Linked DNA regions of Homo sapiens: regions 1, 3 and 4 are each linked to region 2. The links are chromatin loops, found by intact Hi-C in ENCODE. Cell type or tissue: CD4-positive, alpha-beta T cell. All regions are shown on one strand. Region 1 has its middle 53 kb from the start of MIR4766. Region 2 holds the start of LOC124905123 (a long non-coding RNA gene). Region 3 overlaps XPNPEP3 (X-prolyl aminopeptidase 3). Region 4 has its middle 54 kb from the start of MCHR1.

Region 1 (5,000 bases), 77 kb after region 2:
AGCCACCGCACTCGGCGGAAAGAGATTCTTAGTAAAGGTCAACCAAATACTAAAAAAGAATCCAATTTATTTTCTTTCATTGACTGTATGCTGAATCTACCTTTGATCTTTGGAGAAAAGAGAAATAGTGCTGGCAAACTTCTGAACTTATTTGCTAAGTTGCTTGTTAAGCTAAACAATCACAACCATCGAGTGGCTATATTTTTAACCTGGGGTCCTTTGGCATATAATATGTATCGAGAGTAATAGGCTTACCTCTTCTAGGAAGACAGCATGCTGTTGTGGAAAAAAGGATGGCATTTGAAATTAGAAGACCTGTTTGGTCCTGCTCTGTCAGTTACTGGCTGTTTGACTATGAATGAGTCATTTAACAATTTGGAACCTGTCTCCACACCTATAAAATGGAGATATCACCTGCCCACTGCATCTCAGAGGTCTGCAGCACCAAATAAGAGGGTGGATGCCAGATTGTTTTATGAACTACAAAGAAATATACAAAGATTAATAATCAGTGTTTATATCTGTATGCTACAGCTTTAGCCAGTCACTGGCACAAATGTACTCAGTAAGTGTTCGTAAAATAAATTAATATCTCAAATGCTCCTGGAATATAGACCAATGAGAGCTCTAGTCAGCTATAACCAGGAAGCCTCAATAGTTACCACATTTATTTCAGATGATATGGGCCAATTGTGGTGGCTCATGCCTGTAACCCCAGCACTTTGGGAGGCCAAGGCGGGTGGATCACTTGAGGTCACATGTTCGAGACGAGTCTGACCAACCTGGTGAAACCCCGCCGTCTCTACTAAAAAAAAAAATACAAAATTAGCTGGGCGTGGCGGCGCGTGCCTGTAATCCCAACTACTTGGGAGGCTGAGGCAGGAGAATTGCTTGAACCTGGGAGGCAGACGTTGCAGTAATCTGAGACCGTGCCATTGCACTCCAGGCTGAGCAACAAGAGCGAAACTGTCTCAAAAGAAAAAAAAATACAGATGATGTGGAAAGACGTTTTACCTGTTTACATTAACAACACTTGTTTAGTGAGGATTTGATTTTTAAATTCATGGGTTGTCAAAATGCTTTTTACCTCCTGCTCTGACTTTTAATCATTTTTCTGCCTGTTGGCACTTCCACCAATGGTGAACAGGAACGAGGGAGTTTTAACAAACTGTGGATCATTCTATTTTGTATGTTTCTTTTCTTTCTTTTCTTTTTTTTTTTTAGACAGGGTCTCACTTTGTTGCCCAGGCTGGAGTGTGCAGTGGTGCAATCTCAGCTCACTGCAGCCTTGGCCTCTGAGGCTTGAGCAATCCTCCTGCCTCGGCCCCACAATTAGCTGGGACCACAGGCACACACCACCATGCCTGTATTTTTTGTAGAGGCAGGGTCTTGCCATGTTGCCTAGACTTGTCTCGAACTGCTGAGCTTAAGTGATCTCTCTGCCTTGGTCTCCCAAATTGCTGGGATCACAGGTGTGAGCCACCGTGCCCGGCTGCCTAATTTTGCAGGTTTCTGTTAGCTCCAATAAAGGCCATAAAGAGGTGGATACTACTGGCCAAAAACTGTAACTTTTGTGTCTCGCACTTCAATACCTGTTGATATGGAGAGGTACTTGGCTTCATTCTTTGGCCAAAAAAGATGATAAATGATAGATGACAAATTAAAAGTTTGGGCATACGCTTGGGGAAAGAAAAAAGTAAAACAATACAATTTCAGCAAAGTACTACCAACTCCACTCTTTGCTTTAATACATATAAAAAGGTGCTTCAAGGTAGTGTTCCACTAAGTTCAAGCCACAGCTCCTATTCAGATTGTTTATGAGATCTAAAAATGCTTCCTTTTTTTTTTTTTTTTTTTTTTGAGACGGAGTCTTGTTCTGTTGCCCAGGCTGGAGTGCAGTGGTGTGATCTTGGCTCACTGCAACCTCTGCCTCCCAGGTTCAAGCGATTCTCCTGTCTCAGCCTCCTGAGTAGCTGGGATTACAGACACAAACCCCCACGCCTGGCTGATTTTTGTATTTTTAGTAGAGATGGGGTTTCACCATGTTGGTCAGGCTGGTCTCGAACTCCTCGTGATCCGCCCGCCTTGGCCTCCCAAAGTGCTGGGATTACAGGTGTGAGCCACAGCACCCGGCCTAAAAATGCTTCTTTTTCTGGTTTAATTGGGAACAAATTTCACTAGGCATCTCTGACAGCAGTGATTTATAATGATTTATAATAAGAAGCTGACTGCAATGCCCTCTGGTGGTTTAAAGCTTTCTTCATATCTATAACTGCAAAGTTAAAAACAAATGCAGCCATTTTCTATCAAATGGGAGTTTATTTATGAATGAAAACATCAACAAAGATAATCCATAAAATTTCCTTTTGATTTCCATGACTATCATCATAATAATAAAGCATTTCTACAGATGCACTTTGCCTAACATAACTCCATGGTTCAAGGGGTTAATAAAATAATTTAGCCTGTAATCCCAGCCTCTCAGGAGACTGAGGCAGGAGGGTCACTTGAGCCCAGGAGTTTGAAGCTGCAGTGAGCTATGACCATGCCACTGTACTCAGCCCGGGGAAATAAAGCAAGACGCAGTCTCCTAAAAACAAAAAAAAAAAAGAGATTTGGCCGGTCGCGGTGGCTTACACCTGTAATCCCGGCACTTTGGGAGGCCGAGGCGGGCGGATCACGAAGTCAGGAGATTGAGACCATCCTGGCTAACACGGTGAAATCCCCTCTCTACTAAAAATACACAAAATTAGCCAGGCGTGGTGGCGGGTGCCTGTAGTCCCAGCTACTCGGGAGGCTGAGGCAGGATAATGGCGTGAACCCAGGAGGCGGAGCTTGCAGTGAGCCGAGATAGCGCCACTGCACTCCAGCCTGGGCAACAAAGCGAGACTCCGTCTCAAAAAAATAATAATAAAAAAATTAAAATATAAATATGTTATATATATTTACTATATATAACATATGTAAATATATTTAACATGTATAACATATATTAAATATATATAAAATATATATCTAAAAACAGTGAAGACTTAAGGTGAAGGATAATTTATATATTATCCTTATATATGTATTTAATACATTTATATATAAATGTGTGTATATAATTTATATATACATATTATATATATATTATATATATATATATATATATTTTTTTTTTTTGAGGCAGTATCTTGCTTTGTCACCCAGGCTGGAGGGTGGTGACATGATCATGGCTCACTGCAGCTTCCACCTCCTGGCTCCTGGGCTCAAGCAATCCTTCCATCTCAGCCTTCCGAGTAGCTGGAATTGCAGGTGTGCACCGCCATGCCCAGATAATTTTTTCTAGAGATGAGGTCTTGCTATGTTGCCTAGGCTGGTCAAACTCCTGGGCTCAGGCGGTCCTTCTGCCTTGGCCTCCCAAAGTGCTGGGACTATAGGCATGAGCTACTGCACCCAATCTTTTATAATTTTTAATACACTAACAAATGCAAAATAAAGAACTCAAAAACTCAACTAGTTTCTTTTTTTTTTTTTTTTTGAGATAGAGTCTCACTGTCACCCAGGCTGGAGTGCAATGGCGTGATCTCGGCTCACTGCAACCTCCACCTCTTGGGTTCAAGCAGTATTCTCCCACCTCAGCTTTCCAAGTAGCAGGCAAAAACAACAAAAAACAGACAGGTTGGACTTCATGAAAATTTAAAAATGCGTACATCAAAAGACACTATCAACAGAGTAAAAAGGCAACCCACAGAATGGGAGAAAATATTTGCAAATCATACGTCTGATAAGAGATTAATATCTAGAATATATAGAGAATTCCTAAAACTCAACAACAAAAAAACACTTGATTCAAAAACAGGCAAATAACTTTTTTTTTTTAAATTCTGAGTTGGCTCACTAGGGAGTAGGCAAGTGACTTGGATAGACATTTCCCCAAAGAAGATATACAAATGGCCAATAAGCAAATGAAGAGATACTCATTATCACTAATCATTAGGGAAATGCAAATCAAAACGACAATGAGATACCACCGCACACCCCGTTACGATGGCTACTATCAAAAAAGCAGAAAATAATAAGCGTTGATGAGGATGTGGAGAAATTGGAACCCTTGTGCACTGTTGGTGGGAGCGTAAAATGGTGCAGCTGCCATGGAAGAGTACGGTGATTCCTCAAAAAATTAAAAATAGAGCTGGGCACAGTGGCTCATGCCTGTAATCCCAGCACTTTGGGAGGCTGAGGTGGGTGGATCACCTGAGGTCAGGAGTTTGAGACCAGCCTGGCCAACATGGTGAAACCTTGTCTCTACTAAAAATACAAAAATTAGCCAGGTGTGGTGGCGGGCACCTGTAATCCCAGCTACTTGGGAGGCTGAGGCAGGAGAATTGCTGGAACAAGGGAGGTGGAGGCTGCAGTGAGCTGAGATCGCGCCATTGCACTCCAGCCTGGGTGACAGAGCAAGACTCTGTCTCAGATAAAAAAAAAAATTAAAGATAGAATTACCATATGATCCAGCAAATTTACTTCTGGGTATGTATCCAAAAGAATTAAAAGCAAGGTTTCAAAGAGATATTTGTATACCCATGTGCACAGCAGCATTATTCACAATAGCTAAAATGTGGAAGCAACCCAAATGTCGATAGAGAAGCAAAATGTGATATATACATACAATGGAATATTATTCGACCTCAAAAAGGAAGGAAATTCTGACCTATGCTACAACATAGGTGAACCTCAAGAACATTATGCTGAGTGAAATAAGCCAGTCACAGTTAGACAATTACTGTGTGATTCCACTTAGATGAGGTACTTACGGTAGTCAAAATCATAGAGACAGAAACGAGAATGGTGGCTGCCAGAGGACAGGGGAAGGTGGGGAGTGGGGAATTAGTGTTTAATGGGTTTAGAGTTTCAGTTTTACAAGATGAAGCGTTCTAGGATGAATGGTGCTGTTGGTTGAACAATATTACAAATATATTAAATGCTTCTGAACTCTACACTTAAAAATGGTTAAG
Region 2 (5,000 bases):
AGATGGCTCAGGGCACTCTGGTAGGATTCACCAGGAAACTCATGGAGAAGGGAAAAGGGACAAGATTAGCAACAGTGAAGGGAGGGAGAATGGTGGGAGAGGATTCCAGATGAACGGTGGGTCGCTGGAGGCTGAGCATGCCAGCAGGATGTCAGTTCTCAGAGCAAAGCCCATGTCAAACAGCCAACGCTTGCTCCTTCTGTCCCCAGGATCACCTCCTCGCACGGGGAGCATCTCCTACATCAACATCATCATGCCTTCGGTGTTCGGCACCATCTGCCTCCTGGGCATCATCGGGAACTCCACGGTCATCTTCGCGGTCGTGAAGAAGTCCAAGCTGCACTGGTGCAACAACGTCCCCGACATCTTCATCATCAACCTCTCGGTAGTAGATCTCCTCTTTCTCCTGGGCATGCCCTTCATGATCCACCAGCTCATGGGCAATGGGGTGTGGCACTTTGGGGAGACCATGTGCACCCTCATCACGGCCATGGATGCCAATAGTCAGTTCACCAGCACCTACATCCTGACCGCCATGGCCATTGACCGCTACCTGGCCACTGTCCACCCCATCTCTTCCACGAAGTTCCGGAAGCCCTCTGTGGCCACCCTGGTGATCTGCCTCCTGTGGGCCCTCTCCTTCATCAGCATCACCCCTGTGTGGCTGTATGCCAGACTCATCCCCTTCCCAGGAGGTGCAGTGGGCTGCGGCATACGCCTGCCCAACCCAGACACTGACCTCTACTGGTTCACCCTGTACCAGTTTTTCCTGGCCTTTGCCCTGCCTTTTGTGGTCATCACAGCCGCATACGTGAGGATCCTGCAGCGCATGACGTCCTCAGTGGCCCCCGCCTCCCAGCGCAGCATCCGGCTGCGGACAAAGAGGGTGACCCGCACAGCCATCGCCATCTGTCTGGTCTTCTTTGTGTGCTGGGCACCCTACTATGTGCTACAGCTGACCCAGTTGTCCATCAGCCGCCCGACCCTCACCTTTGTCTACTTATACAATGCGGCCATCAGCTTGGGCTATGCCAACAGCTGCCTCAACCCCTTTGTGTACATCGTGCTCTGTGAGACGTTCCGCAAACGCTTGGTCCTGTCGGTGAAGCCTGCAGCCCAGGGGCAGCTTCGCGCTGTCAGCAACGCTCAGACGGCTGACGAGGAGAGGACAGAAAGCAAAGGCACCTGATACTTCCCCTGCCACCCTGCACACCTCCAAGTCAGGGCACCACAACACGCCACCGGGAGAGATGCTGAGAAAAACCCAAGACCGCTCGGGAAATGCAGGAAGGCCGGGTTGTGAGGGGTTGTTGCAATGAAATAAATACATTCCATGGGGCTCACACGTTGCTGGGGAGGCCTGGAGTCAGGTTTGGGGTTTTCAGATATCAGAAATCCCCTTGGGGGAGCAGGATGAGACCTTTGGATAGAACAGAAGCTGAGCAAGAGAACATGTTGGTTTGGATAACCGGTTGCACTATATCTGTGAGCTCTCAAATGTCTTCTTCCCAAGGCAAGAGGTGGAAGGGTACTGACTGGGTTTGTTTAAAGTCAGGCAGGGCTGGAGTGAGCAGCCAGGGCCATGTTGCACAAGGCCTGAGAGACGGGAAAGGGCCCGATCGCTCTTTCCCGCCTCTCACTGGTGCGATGGAAGGTGGCCTTTCTCCCAAGCTGGTGGATAATGAAAAATAAAGCATCCCATCTCTCGGCGTTCCAGCATCCTGTCAATTTCCCTTTTGCTCTAGAGGATGCATGTTTATTTGAGGGGATGTGGCACTGAGCCCACAGGAGTAAAAGCCCAGTTTGCTAGGAGGTCTGCTTACTGAAAACAAGGAGACCTGGGGTGGGTGTGGTTGGGGGTCTTAAAACTAATAAAAGCTGGGGTCGGGGGGCTTTTGCAGCTCTGGTGACATTCTCTCCACGGGGCACATTTGCTCAGTCACTAATCCAGCTTGAGTGTCCGTGTGTTCTGCATGTGCAGGGGTCATTCTAGTGCCCGGTGTGTTGGCATCATCTTTTTGCTCTAGCCCTTCCTCTCCAAAATAAAATCAAATAAAGGAAAATCTCCACCCACATCACTCTGGATGTTCTTGTGGACTTGGGGGTGGGTGTGGGCTGGGGCGGGGAAGGTGGGCAGCAGAAAAGAGAAAGAGGGGTCACTTGGTTGTGGAATTTAGATCTTGGTTCATGCTGCATTTTTAGGAAGCATGAAGCAGGGATCTGTTTTTCTGAACCCACAGGGAGGATTCAGTGGCATAAATGGAATTACTGGGGATTCATTAGATTTTGCAGTTCTGCTGCTGGGCTTGTTCTTGGGACTCAGCTTCCTGTCTTCTGCACAAAATCCCCTGGGCTTTGTTGTCATCAGTGATGAGTCCTCAGGCCCCAAGTCCCAACCCCCACTCCCCCGCCTCAACCCTCACCCCCGCTGAGTCACCAGCCGCAGAGCCAGCTCTTAGGGCAGCTGAAGCCTCTCTGCTTTCTACAGCTGAGATCTGGTGTGGGCACCTTGAACAGAAGATTACAGCCGGGGCCACTGGGAGGCAGCCACGACTGCTGCTTGGCTGCTGCTTCTTGGTGTCTTCACTGAGAGGGGACTGGGAGCCGTCAGTGCAGTGCTCAGCAGACCTTACTGAGAGAGCGGGAGAAAGCTGCAAGCATCCTGAAAGCAGGGGCAGCAGCACAGCCTGTTCCTCTTCAGAGCTGCAGCAGGGAGCCTCTTCAGAAAACTTCTGGGCAGCTTCCTTGGGTCCTGGGGACTTTTTTTTTGAGACAGAGTATCGCTCTGTCGCCCAGGCTGAAGTGCAGTGGTGTGATCTCTGCTCACTGCAAGCTCCGCCTCCCGGGTTCACACCATTCTCCTGCCTCAGCCTCCCGAGTAGCTGGGACTGCAGGCATCCGCCACCACGCCCGGCTAATTTTTGTATTTTTAGTAAAGACGGGGTTTCACCATGTTAGCCAGGATGGTCTCGATCTCCTAACCTCATGATCTGCCTGCCTCGGCCTCCCAAGGTGCTGAGACTGCAGGCGTAAGCCACCGTGCCCGGCTTTTTTTTTTTTTTTTTTTTTTGGACACAGGGCCTTGCCCTGTTGCCCAGGCTGTAGTGCAGGTGACATGATCACAGCTCACTGCAGCCTCGACCTCCCAGATTCAAGCAATCCTCCCACCTCAGCCTCCCAAGTAGCTGGGACCACAGGCGCACACCATCATGCCTGGCTAATTTTTTATATTTTGTAGAGACAGGATCTTGCCATGTTGCCCAGGCTGGTCTCAAACTCCTGGGCCCAAACAATCCTCCCACCTTGGCCTCGTGGAATGCTGGGATTACAGGCTTGAGCCACCACATCCGGCCCCTGGGGAGCTCTTTATCACAATCATTAGTATTTCCTGGCCTGTGTTCCCCTCCACCCAGCACCTGGGGAGTAAAGAAGCTGATGGTTATTTTCCTTACTCACTAACAGTAGGGTCTCCAGCTGCCACCCGTAACTTGAAATCTATTTTAGACGCACACTCAATAAAAGAAGATTCTGGCCAGGCGCGACGGCTCACACCTGTAATCCCAGCACTTTGGGAGGCCGAGGCAGGTGGATCACCTGAGGTCAGGAGTTCGAGACCAGCCTGGCCAACATGGTGAAACCTCATCTGTACTAAAAATACAAAAATTAGCCAGGCATGGTGGCACGTGCTTGTAGTCCCAGCTACTTGGGAGGCTGAGACAGGAGAACCACTTGAACCCAGGAGGCAGAGGTTGCAGTGAGCCGAGATTGCACCATTGCCCTCCAGCCTGGGCAACAAGAGCGAAAACTCCATTTAAAAAAAAAGAAAAAAAGAAAGAAAAAGAAAAAAGGATTCTTAGGGAAGCCTTGAGGCAAATCCAAAAAGACCCAATTCCTAGCCACAAACGTGATAAAAGGAGGTCTTCCTGCATCGGGTTTGTCTACTGGAAGGCTTCCCTGGGTGTCCATCAGCCCCAGCCCCTGCCTGCTCCTCACTCCCTCTCACCTTCCAGCACTCCAAGGAGGAATCCCAGAGAGGAAACAAGTGAGACGGCCTCTCCCAGGGAATGCACATCACCAAGTCAACAGCTCACAGTGGGTGGGTGGGTAGGCACACGCCCAGCGAAAGCCCCAGCAGCTCCTGGGGAAGGGGGCATCCTGTCCTTCAGCTCTTAACCCCACACTGAAACAACTGAAATGGAAGCAGAGTGGGTGGAGTCATGAAAGTGGGTGGGTAGCAATGTAAACCTTCCGGAGGGGAGAGGCGGAGGGGAGAGATGAGTTAGGGAGAACAGGTGGTCGAGGGGAGAAGTGGGGCAGGGAGGCTTAAAGGGTGGGGGATTACGATGGGAGCTGCCACCACCACATCTCTCCCCAGCCTGATTCCGCGGTAACCGGGACACACTTGCGATGTGGATGAGGGGAAGCACAGGCAGAGGTGAGCGCTGGGTTGCTGGCGAGGCATTTTCCTGACATCGCTGGTGGGGATGGTGGACCAAGTGCAGAGCTGGGGTCTGAGGCACGAGGGGAACTTTCTTTTCCTCTTCCTTAAGCCTGGGGATGTGGCCAGAACCTTGGGGAGCTGTGGAGGCCACTGTGAGCTGCAGACAGAGTCCAAGAAGCGGGTGAAGACCCTGCGGTCCATCTCTTTGCTCCTTTCCCTCTTCCCACATTTAACAATTAGTTTCTCCCATGGGGGCCCCATCAAGTCATCTCCTCAAACCTGGCCAGTGCTTCATCCACTGCTGCCTTATCTTCTCCCCAGAAAATACTTCTTCCCCAACTGTGAGGATTATGCTCCGAAACTACCCCCCAGCACCTGGTAGACTTTCACAGCTGAGAGACATTGACCTCAAAGTTTAGGTTGCAAGTGAGTCCACAGAACCACTTCCGCACATTGCTGTTCACAAGAGAAGCAAGAAGAGCACCAAACACGGCAACTGGCATTGGGTTTGTGTTTGCTTGTTCCTTTCTGAATCATCAGTTTTCATTTAATTAATTAA
Region 3 (5,000 bases), 220 kb after region 2:
GAGGTTGCAGTGAGCCGAGATCATGCTATTGCACTCCAGACTAGGCAACCGAGAGAGACTCTGCAAAAAAAAAAAAATTTACCATTTTAGCCATTTTTAAGTGTATGTCTTAAAAATGGCTAAAATAGAAATTCAATGACATTAGGTATATTCACACTGTGTGTGACTATTACTACTATCTTTTTTCAGACTTTTTTATCATCCCAAATAGAAATTGTACTCAATAAATAATAACTTCCCATTCTTCCCTCCTCCCAGCCCCTGGTAACTTTTACTTTTTCTGTGACTCTGCCTATTCTAATTACTTCATATAAGTAGAATCATACAGTATTTGTCTTTTTGTAACTGGCTTACTTCACTTAGTAAAATGTTTTCAAAGTTCATGTTGTAGCATTTTTCAGAATGACATTCCTCTATGGCTGAATGGTATTCCATTGTATGTATAGACAATGTTTCCTTCATCTTTTTTTTTTTTTTTTTTTTTTGAGACGGAGTTTCGCTGTTGCCCAGGCTGGAGTGCAGTGGCGCAATCTCGGCTCACTGCAGGCTCCGCCGGGTTCACGCCATTCTCCTGCCTCAGCCTCCTGAGTAGCTGGGACTACAGGCACCCGCCATCACGCCCGGCTAATTTTTTTGTATTTTTAGTAGAGATGGGGTTTCACTGTGTTAGCCAGGATGGTCTCGATCTCCTGACCTCGTGATCTGCCCACCTCGGCCTCCCAAAGTGCTGGGATAACAGGCGTAATCCACCGTGCCCGGCCTCCTTCATCTTTTCATCTGTCATTGGACACTTGGGTTGTTTCCATCTTTTGGGCTATGGTGACTAATGCTGCTATGTACCTGGGTTTACAAATAATTATTCAGGTCCCTGCTTTCAGTTCTTTGGGGTATATACCCAGAAGTAGAATTGTTAGATCTGTGGTGAGTCTGTGTTGTTTTTTTTTTTCTTTTTTTGAGACAGAGTCTCCATTTGTTCCCAGGCTGGAGTGCAGCAGCACCATCTTAGCTCCCTGCAGCCTCGAACTCCTGGGCTCATGTGATCTTCCCACCTCAGCCTCCTGATTATACATTTAATTTTTTGAGAAACCACCATATAGTTTTCCACAGCAAATGGACCATTTCACATTTCTACCAGCAATGCACAAGGGTTCCAGTTTTTCTACATTCTTGCCAATCGATACTTGTTATTTTCTGCCTTTTGAGTACTAGCCATCTTAATGAGTGTGAAATGACATCTCATAGTTTTTATTTGCATTTCATTAACAGCTAGTGATGTTCAGCATATTTTCATGTGTTTATTGGTTATTTGTATATCTTATTTGGAGAAATACCTGTTCAGTTCCTTTGCCCATTTTTTAAATTGGGCTGGATTTTTTTGTTGTTGAGTTGTGGGAATTCCTTATATGTTTTTGATATTAACTCTTAATCCGGTATATGGTTTGCAAATATTCTCCCATTATGAGGGTTGGCTTTTTACTATTCATAGCGTCCTTTAATGCTCAAAATGTTTTAATTTTTATAAAGTCCAGTTTTTTTGTTGTTGTTAACTGTGCTTTTGGTGTCATATCCAAGAAAATATTACCAAATCCAGTGTCATAAAGGTATTCCCCTATGTTTTCTTCTAAGAGTTTTATGTTTTATGTTTAGGTCTTTGACCCATTTTTTTTTTTTTTTTTTTTTTTTTTTTTTTTTTTTTTTGAGACGGAGTCTCGCTCTGTCGCCCAGGTCGGACTGCGGACTGCAGTGGCGCAATCTCGGCTCACTGCAAGCTCCGCTTCCCGGGTTCACGCCATTCTCCTGCCTCAGCCTCCCGAGTAGCTGGGACTACAGGCGCCCGCCACCGCGCCCGGCTAATTTTTTGTATTTTTAGTAGAGACGGGGTTTCACCTTGTTAGCCAGGATGGTCTTGATCTCCTGACCTCATGATCCACCCGCCTCGGCCTCCCAAAGTGCTGGGATTACAGGCGTGAGCCACCGCGCCCGGCCGACCCATTTTGAGTTAATATTTATATATGGTATAAACTAAGGGTCTAACCTTATTCTTTTTCATGCCCCATTTCTTTCTTGATTTTATTTCTTTTATAAAGTCCTAAACTTACTATCTTTTTATTATCCAGGAAGTTGGGATAAAAGATCTTAAACTGCCTTTTTACATCTTCCTGAGATCTAACAGCAAAGTCACATATGAAGTTCATGCTGGTGGATGCCTTTTATCACAGTATCATTCATAACCTGGGTGAGGGGTATCCCATAATGGAGTTCATTTATGTCCTCATACAACCAGAACCGTACTGTCTGCATCCACAGCATTTCTGTAGCTTCAGGAGGCACTGACTATGTGATGAGGGAGGGGCAGGACAGTTGCCCATATCTAGATACATATGATAGGCCCCTCCCTTCATCCATTTTAATAAACTAGGGGTTTCCCTGCAAACCTTTCTCACTCAGCAATATTCAAAATGAGAGATACTGTTCTTTGATCTAAAATTCTCAGGAACCATTTTTAAAGAGTTCCTCAGGGTATTGCATGTAATAGTCTAGAAAATGGCTCATTTTCTTCACTGAATAGCCCCTTATGTCCATGGTTTTTTACCCATCGCTGTCAACTTGCCACTCGAATTATTTTAGCTGTGGTTGGTCTCAGCTGACTCATCAAAAAAATGATAGTAGCCCAGTTTCTTTGGGTTAGAGCTCCATCTGTTGATCAAAAAGAAGCTCATCTAAAAGAGATTCTGAGCTTACTTTCAGCCAGCACTGAAGGCACTAACCAAACTATTGAATATTTAGCAGACCTACCAGCGATTCAGAATTCCCTCCCAATCCATTTTGCTAGCTCGTGAAGTTCAGGGTCTATCATTTCCACATTCCATGATTTCAAAGCATGTGCCATATCAAACCAAGGATGAATTTTTTTAAAAATGAGTCAGTTCTGCTGGGACAGATGGATATCCATATGCAAAAGAATGAAGTTGTGCCCGGGCACAGTGGCTCACACCTGTAATCCCAGCATTTTGGGAGGCCAAGGTAGGTGGATCACGAGGTCAAGAGATAAGACCATCCTGGCCAACATGGTGATACCTCATCTCTACTAAAAATACAAAAATTAGCTGGATGTGGTGGTGGGCGCCTGTAATCCCAGCTACTTGGGAGGCTGAGACAGGAGAATTGCTTGAACCTGGGAGGTGGAGGTTGCAGTGAGCGGAGATCACGCTACTGCACTCCAGCCTGGTGACAGAGCGAGACTCTATCTCAAAAAAAAAAAAAAAAAAAAGGAATGAAGTTGTACCCCTACTTCACACCTTATCTAAAAATTAACTTAATTAGCCAGGTGTGGTGGCATATGCCTGTAATCCCGAATACTCGGGAGGCAGTCTCCCTTTGTTCCCAGGCTGCACTGTGGTGATAGGAGAATCACTTGAACCTAGGAGGCGGAGATTGCAGTGAGCCAAGATTACACCACTGCATTCCAGCCTGGGCAACAGAGCAAGACTCTATCTCACAAATTAAATAAATACATAAATAAAATGGATCAGTGACCTAAACTTAAGAGCTCAAATTATAAAACTATTAGGAAAAAACATAAGGGTGAATCTTCATGACCTTAGATTTGCCAAAGGATTCTTAAAGATGATACCGAAAGCACAGGCAACAAAAGAAAAAGTAGATAAATTAGAATTTATCAATGTTTAAAACTTCTCTACATCAAAGGGTACTTTTCTCACACTGAGAAACAGCCTTAGGAAAAAAAAAAAAAAAGGCCGGGTACGGTGACCCACGCCTATAATCCCAGTACTTTGGGAGGCTGAGGCCGGTGGATCACCTGAAGTCAGGAGTTCAAGACCAGCCTGGCCAACATAGTGAAACCCCGTCTCTATTAAAAATACAAAAAATTAGCCAGGCATGGTGGCGGGTGCCTGTAATCCCAGCTACTGGGGAGGCTGAGGCAGGAGAATTGCTTGAACCTGGTAGGTGGAGGTTGTCATGAACCGAGATCGCACCACTGCATTCCAGCCTGGGCAACAGAGCAAGACTCTGTCTCAAAAAAAAAATAATTAAACTTAATTTAAGAATAAATTAAAAGGCTAAGTGCAGTGGCTCATGCCTGTAATCCCAACACTTTGAGAGGCCAAGGTGGATGGATCTTTTGAGCCCAGGAATTTGAGACCAGCCTGGGCAACATGGCAAAACCCCATCTCTATGAAAAATACAAAAATAAGTTAGCTGGGTGTGGTGGCATGTTCCTGTAATTTCAGCTACTCACGAGGCTGAGGTGGGAGGATCACCAGAGCCTGGGTGGCAGAGGCTTCAGTGAGCCAAGATCACAGCACTGCACTTCAGCTTGGGTAACAGAGTGAGACCCTGTCTCAAAACAATAATGATCTTAAAAAATAATAAAAAACAAAGGGAATGGGTGTGGTGGCTCATACCTGTAATCCTTGCATTTTGGGAGGCCAAGGCAAGGAAGATCAGTTGAACTCAGGAGTTCAAGAGCAGCCTGGGCAACATAGTGAGACCTCCTCTCTTTTTATTAAAAAAAAAGAATTTAAAATAAAAAACTTTAAAAAATTGTTTAAAAGGACACTATCAAGAAAGTGAAAAAACGGAATGAGAGAAAATATTTGCAAATCATATATCTGATAAGGTTCTAGTATCTAGAATATTTAAAGAACTTTTTTTTTTTTTGAGATGGAGTTTCACTCTTCTCTCACCCAGGCTGGAGTGCAATGGCCCAATCTCTGCTCACCGCAACCTCCACCTCCCAGGTTCAAGCAATTCTCTTGCCTCAGCCTCCCAAGTAGCTGGGAATACAGGCATGCACCACCACGCCCGGCTAATTTTTGTATATTTAGTAGAGATGGGGTTTCTCCATGTTGGTCAGGCTGGTCTCTAACTCCCGAACTCAGGTGATCCACCCGCCTCAGCCTCCCAAAGTGCTGGAATTACAGGCGTGAGCCACCACGCCGGGCCTATTTAAAGAACTCTTACAGTTCAACAACAGG
Region 4 (5,000 bases), 50 kb after region 2:
GGATTCCTTCTGTTGCCAGTCCCTTGGGGGCAGGGACTGTGTCTTCCTCCCTGTATTCTGAGCCCTGCATAGGGCCTGGCCCTTGCATAGGTGTTCAATCAATGTGTCAAATACATGAGTGAATGGACAAGCACACCTTTTCTTTTCTTTCTTTTTTTTTTTTTTTCTTGAGATGGAGCCTCGCTCTGTCGCCCAGGCTGGAGTGTGGTGGTGTGATCTCGGCTCACTGCAAGCGCCGCCTCCCCGGTTCACGCCATTCTCCTGCCTCAGCCTCCCGAATAGCTGAGACTACAGGCGCCCACTACCATGCCCAGCTTTTTTTTTTTTTTTTTGTATTTTTAGTAGAGACGGGGTTTCACCGCGTTAGCCAGGATGGTCTCGATCTCCTGACCTCGTGATCCACCTGCCTCGGCCTCCCAAACCTGCTGGGATTACAGGCATGAGCCACTGCACCTGGCTTTTTTTTTTTTTTTTTTTTTGAGACGGAGCCTTGCTCTTGTTGCCCAGGCTGGAATGTGTGATCTCAGCTTACCGCAACCCCTGCCTCCCGAGTTCAAGCAATTCTCCTGCCTCAGCCTCCCGAGTAGCTGGGATTACAGGCATGTGCCACCATGACTGGCTAATTTTGTATTTTTGGTAGAGATGGGATTTCTCTGTCTTGGCCAGGCTGGTCTCGAACTCCTGACCTCAGGTGATCCGCCTACCTCGGCCTCCCAAAGTGCTGAGATTACAGGCGTGAGCCACCACATCTGGCCTCGAGCACACCTTTTCTGGTGCACGTAAAACTAGGTCGGGTTCTTAGGGACTGAGTCACCTGACTAACACTAATCAAATACACACAAACAAAACCACAAACTGCTCTGTCAAGCAGGATGTCAGCAGTTTCCTTTGCATGAAGGAGGGTGGGGAGGGGGTGTTGTAAGGTGGGTCTCCAGAATGATGGAATAGGGTCGCTGTCGGGAAGAGGCTGAAAACATTACTGTGATATTTTGTCTTATAAAATTCTTTTTGGTTTTTTTTTTAGAGACAGGGTCTTGCTCTGTCACTCAGGCTGGAGTGCGGTGGTATGATTATGGCTCACTGCAGCCTCGACCTCCTGGGCTCAAGTGATTCTCCTACTTCAGCCTCTTGAGTAGCTGGGACTATAGGCGAATACCACCGTGCCTGGACTTTTAAAATGTTTTGTGGGCCAGGCGCGGTGGCTCACACCTTTAATCCCAGCACTTTGGGAGGCTGAGGCGGGAGAATCACGAGGTCAGGAGTTTAAGACCAGCCTGGCCAGCATGGTGAAACCCCGTCTCTACTAAAAATACAAAAAATTAGCTGGGCGTAGTGGCGGGCGCCTGTAATCCCAGCTACTCAGGAGGCTGAGGCAGAGGTTGCAGTAAGCTGAGATCGTGCCACTGCACTCCAGCCTGGGCAACAGAGTGAGACTGTCTCAAAAAAAAAAAAAAACGTTTTGTGGAGATGCAGTCTCATTATGTTGCCCAGGCTAGTCTTGAACACCTGGTCTCAAGAGATCCTCTCGCCTTGGCCTCCAGAAGGGCTGGGATTCAAGGTGTGAGCCACCACACCTGGCCTGGTTTATAGGATTCTTGTATAAATTCTCTGTGGGCCGAGCCTAGACTAGAATATTGCCCAACTTCCTTTGCACAGCAAAATGGATTTCATAGGATCAATTAAGAGTATTTGGACCAAACAACTATCTCTCTTACTTTGTTAGCCTGGATTGCAGGAGTCACAATTACTTACAAGTCAAAAAGATGAGGAGAGGGCTGTGGCAGTTGTGGTCTCAGGCCTGCAGCAGCCTTTTGCAATATTGAGTTACCCTGCGGGCTTTGTGAACTTGGAATCACAGACTCCTCCGAGGTTGTGCCTCAGCCTCCCCAAAACGTGAGAGGCGAGGGCAGAGCCTACTTACCTTTCACCTCCTAGCACCTGAGCCGGAGCACCTGGTTCACAGTAAGCACTCAATCTGTGTGTGCTGAATAAACAAGAAACTGCCTGTTCCTGCCTCGGGGCAGGACGCACCGCCCTAGTGACTGTAATACTCTCCTCCACCAGATTTGGCAGCTCCCCTCCCTTACACAGCCCTGGGGAATTACTGCTCTTTTCTTTCTTTGGTGTCCTTTCTCTAAAGTGCAAATAGTTCCTTCTGGACACACGGTCTGTCTGCAGCCTGCCAGTATCATTCACCCTTGCTTGCTTTTACCTTCTGTTTTGTCTTCCTGAGACAACATTCTTGTAACAATTCCAGCAAAGTCAAACTTTTTTTTCTTTATTATTACTTTTTTTAATCCACTCTTGCACTCTCACCCTTTACTCTCTCTCTCTTTTTCATTTCTTTTCTTTTCTTTTTTTTTTTTTGAGACAGGGTCTTTTTGTCACTCAGACTGGAGTGCAGTGGCATGATCTCCACTCACGGCAGCCTCAATTTCCTGGACTCAAGCGATCCTACCGCCTCAGCCTCCGGAGCAGCCAGGACTACAGGCGCTCAGCACCACGTCCGGCTAATTTTTGTATTTTTTGTAGAGATGGGGTTTCGCTATGTTGGCCAGGCTGGTCTTGAACTGCTCACCTCAGGTGATCCACCCGCCTCAGCCTCCCAAAGTGCTAGGATTATAGTTGTGAGCCACCCTGTCTGGCCTCTTTATTTTATTTTACTTATTTCTTTTCCTAATCTCGAGGACCTGTGAAACAAAATCCTACTCTGATTTAGAAGATACCAGGTCCTGCTGGGCGTGGTGGCTCATGCCTGTAATCTCAGCACTTTGGGAGGCCGAGGTGGGAGGATCACTTGAGATCAGGAGTTCAAGATCAGCCTGGCCAACACGGCGAAACCCCATCTCTACTAAAAATACAAAAATTAGCCAGGCGTGATGGCATGTGCTTGTAATCCCAGCTACACAGGAGGCTGAGGCAGGAGAATCGCTTCAACCTGGGAGGCGGAGGTTGCAGTGAGCCGAGACTGCACCACTGCACTCCAGCCTGGGTGACAGAATGAGACCCTGTCTCAAAAATAAAAATAAAAAATCTCCTGAGTTTTACATCTAATGATACAGAAGGGCAAAAGACACAGTTGGGGCAGTAGGGGAAGGGGAACCATCTTTCAGTTATTTCAGCAATGTCCCCAGGTATTTTGAACCACAGTGAAGAAGAAAGAAATCAACAAAGTCAGCGCTACCCCTGCCACACCATTGGCTACACAAGGTTACAGTTTCTATAGCTACAAGCCTGTCTCTTAGGGAACGCAACATACCACAGAGTGGCCTCCCTAGAAAGGCCACTTAGTCATGTGAAATGTAGATCTCTGCTGAAACAGAGATGTTTTCCCTTGGAATTTACAGTTAATAAAGTGACACTCAGTAGTGTGAACGTGACAGAACGGGATACAATAAGAGAATGAATCTGCTTCCCTCAGATGGAAATAAACAGGCTGGACTGTGATGACAGCCAATAGAAAACACAAAGCCTGGCCAGGCGCCGTGGCTCACACCTGTAATCCCAGCACTTTGGGACACCGAGGCAGGCAGATCACGAGGTCAGGAGTTCAAGACCAGCCTGACCAACATGGTGAAACCCTGTCTCTACTAAAAATACAAAACTTGACCAGGCATGGTGGCGCACACCTGTAATCCCAGCTACTAGGGAGGCTGAGGTGGGAGAATAAACCCGGGAGGCGGAGCTTGCAGTGAGCCGAGATCGTGCCAGTGCACTCCAGCCTGGGCAACACAGTGAGGCTCCATCTCAAAAAAAAAAAAAAAAAAAACGAAAACACAAAGCAATTATCTGTTCATTGTGATACGATGTCAGCTGTTGGACCTGGCGTGCTTCCAGAATGAGCTTGGAGATATGCTGGAGGATTACAAAACAAAACCCCTTACAGATCAGGACTCAGAGCAACAGATTTTTGTTACACGATCAAACGATAAGAATACCATTACTATACCATAATATATTCTCATTTCTCTTGCACTTTCTTGCATATTATTGAATTTATTTATTTAAAAACATATATATATATATACAGAGAGAGAGAGACAGATGGAGTCTCACTCTGTTGCCCAGGCTGGAGTGTAGTGGCGAGATCTTGGCTCACTGCAACCTCCACCTCCTGGGTTCAAGCAATTCTTCTGTCTCAGCCTCCCGAGTAGCTGGGACTACAGGCGTGTGCCACCACACCCAGCTAATTTTTGTATTTTTAGTAGAGACAGGGTTTTACCACACTGGCCAGGCTGGTCTCAAACTCCTGACCTTGTGATCCGCTCGTCTTGGCCTCCCAAGGTGCTGGAATTACAAGCATGAGCCACCGCGCCTGGCTATTTATTTTTAATTTCTTTAAATTTAATTGAATCCTCTAACATCCTTCCAAGATTGTTACGTAAAACACCCACTGTATAGGAGAGAAAACTAGGCCAGATGTGGGGGCTCATGCCTGTAATTGCAGCACTTTGGGAGGCTGAGGCAGGAGGATCACTTGAGCCCATGAGTTCAAGACCAACTTGGGCAATAAAGTGAGACCCTATCTCTACAGAAAAAAGTTAGCCGGGTGTGGTGGCACATACATGTAGTCCTAGCTACTCAGGAGGCTGAGATGGGAGGATCACTTGAGCCCAAGAGTTCAAGGTGCAGTGAGCTGTGATTGCACCACTGCACTCCAGCCCAGGTGACAGAGCAAGACCCTGTCTCAAAAAACAAACAGATTAAAAAAGCAACAGAAAAAAAAAAAGAAGAGAAAACAAGCTTCAAAGATGTGACACAATTGCCAAAAGCCACCAGACAGTCAAGTAAAGAACGAAGGAAACAACTAAATAGGACTTGACCCCAGGTCTCCTGAGGCCACACCCAGGGAGCTTGCTACTTGAACCAGTGATGATTTAAAAAAATAACTCGGCCGGGCTCAGTGGCTCACGCCTGTAATCCCAGCACTTTGGGAGGCCAAGGCAGGCAGATCACATTCAAGACCATCGTGGCCAAGATGGTGAAACCCCGTCTCTACT

Evidence for each region. Peaks named below come from ENCODE experiments on the same cell type or tissue, not always from the same donor. Only the 100,000 strongest peaks of a DNase experiment are listed, where the experiment ranks them.
Region 1: it touches region 2 in a loop (14-fold over the local background); 77 of 110 quality-filtered maps call a loop at or near these places.
Region 3: a loop joins it to region 2, with 33 times the contacts of the local background. A loop is called at or near these places in 32 of 110 quality-filtered maps.
Region 4: it touches region 2 in a loop (4-fold over the local background); 6 of 110 quality-filtered maps call a loop at or near these places.

Annotation. Positions count from the first base shown.
Region 1 is chr22:40,758,214-40,763,213 of GRCh38, forward strand. No RefSeq gene overlaps it. Among named protein-coding and RNA genes, the nearest start is that of MIR4766, 53 kb to the right of the region's middle. In CD4-positive, alpha-beta T cell, a CTCF peak has its summit at 2,234 (motif pointing left); a DNase peak (open chromatin) is centred at 2,238.
Region 2 is chr22:40,680,740-40,685,739 of GRCh38, forward strand. It overlaps MCHR1 (melanin concentrating hormone receptor 1), which reads left to right. Exons shown (of 2, transcript NM_005297.4): 2 at 210-2,073. The coding sequence ends at 1,189. It overlaps LOC124905123 (a long non-coding RNA gene), which reads right to left and starts at 4,191. Exons shown (of 3, transcript XR_007068110.1): 1 at 4,004-4,191; 2 at 1-38. RefSeq lists enhancers at 1-842, 843-1,796, 2,958-3,653, 3,654-4,349 and silencers at 2,366-2,660, 2,386-2,680. In CD4-positive, alpha-beta T cell, a CTCF peak has its summit at 2,585 (motif pointing right); DNase peaks (open chromatin) are centred at 2,502, 4,290 and 4,882; H3K4me3 peaks cover 1,117 bases; H3K27me3 peaks cover 215 bases.
Region 3 is chr22:40,896,567-40,901,566 of GRCh38, forward strand. The region is part of intron 4 of XPNPEP3 (X-prolyl aminopeptidase 3); the gene reads left to right. Among named protein-coding and RNA genes, the nearest start is that of DNAJB7, 37 kb to the left of the region's middle. In CD4-positive, alpha-beta T cell, a CTCF peak has its summit at 2,737; DNase peaks (open chromatin) are centred at 2,395 and 2,695.
Region 4 is chr22:40,730,866-40,735,865 of GRCh38, forward strand. No RefSeq gene overlaps it. Among named protein-coding and RNA genes, the nearest start is that of MCHR1, 54 kb to the left of the region's middle. RefSeq lists a silencer at 450-608. In CD4-positive, alpha-beta T cell, CTCF peaks have their summits at 2,158 and 2,358; DNase peaks (open chromatin) are centred at 816 and 2,026; H3K27ac peaks cover 1,752 bases.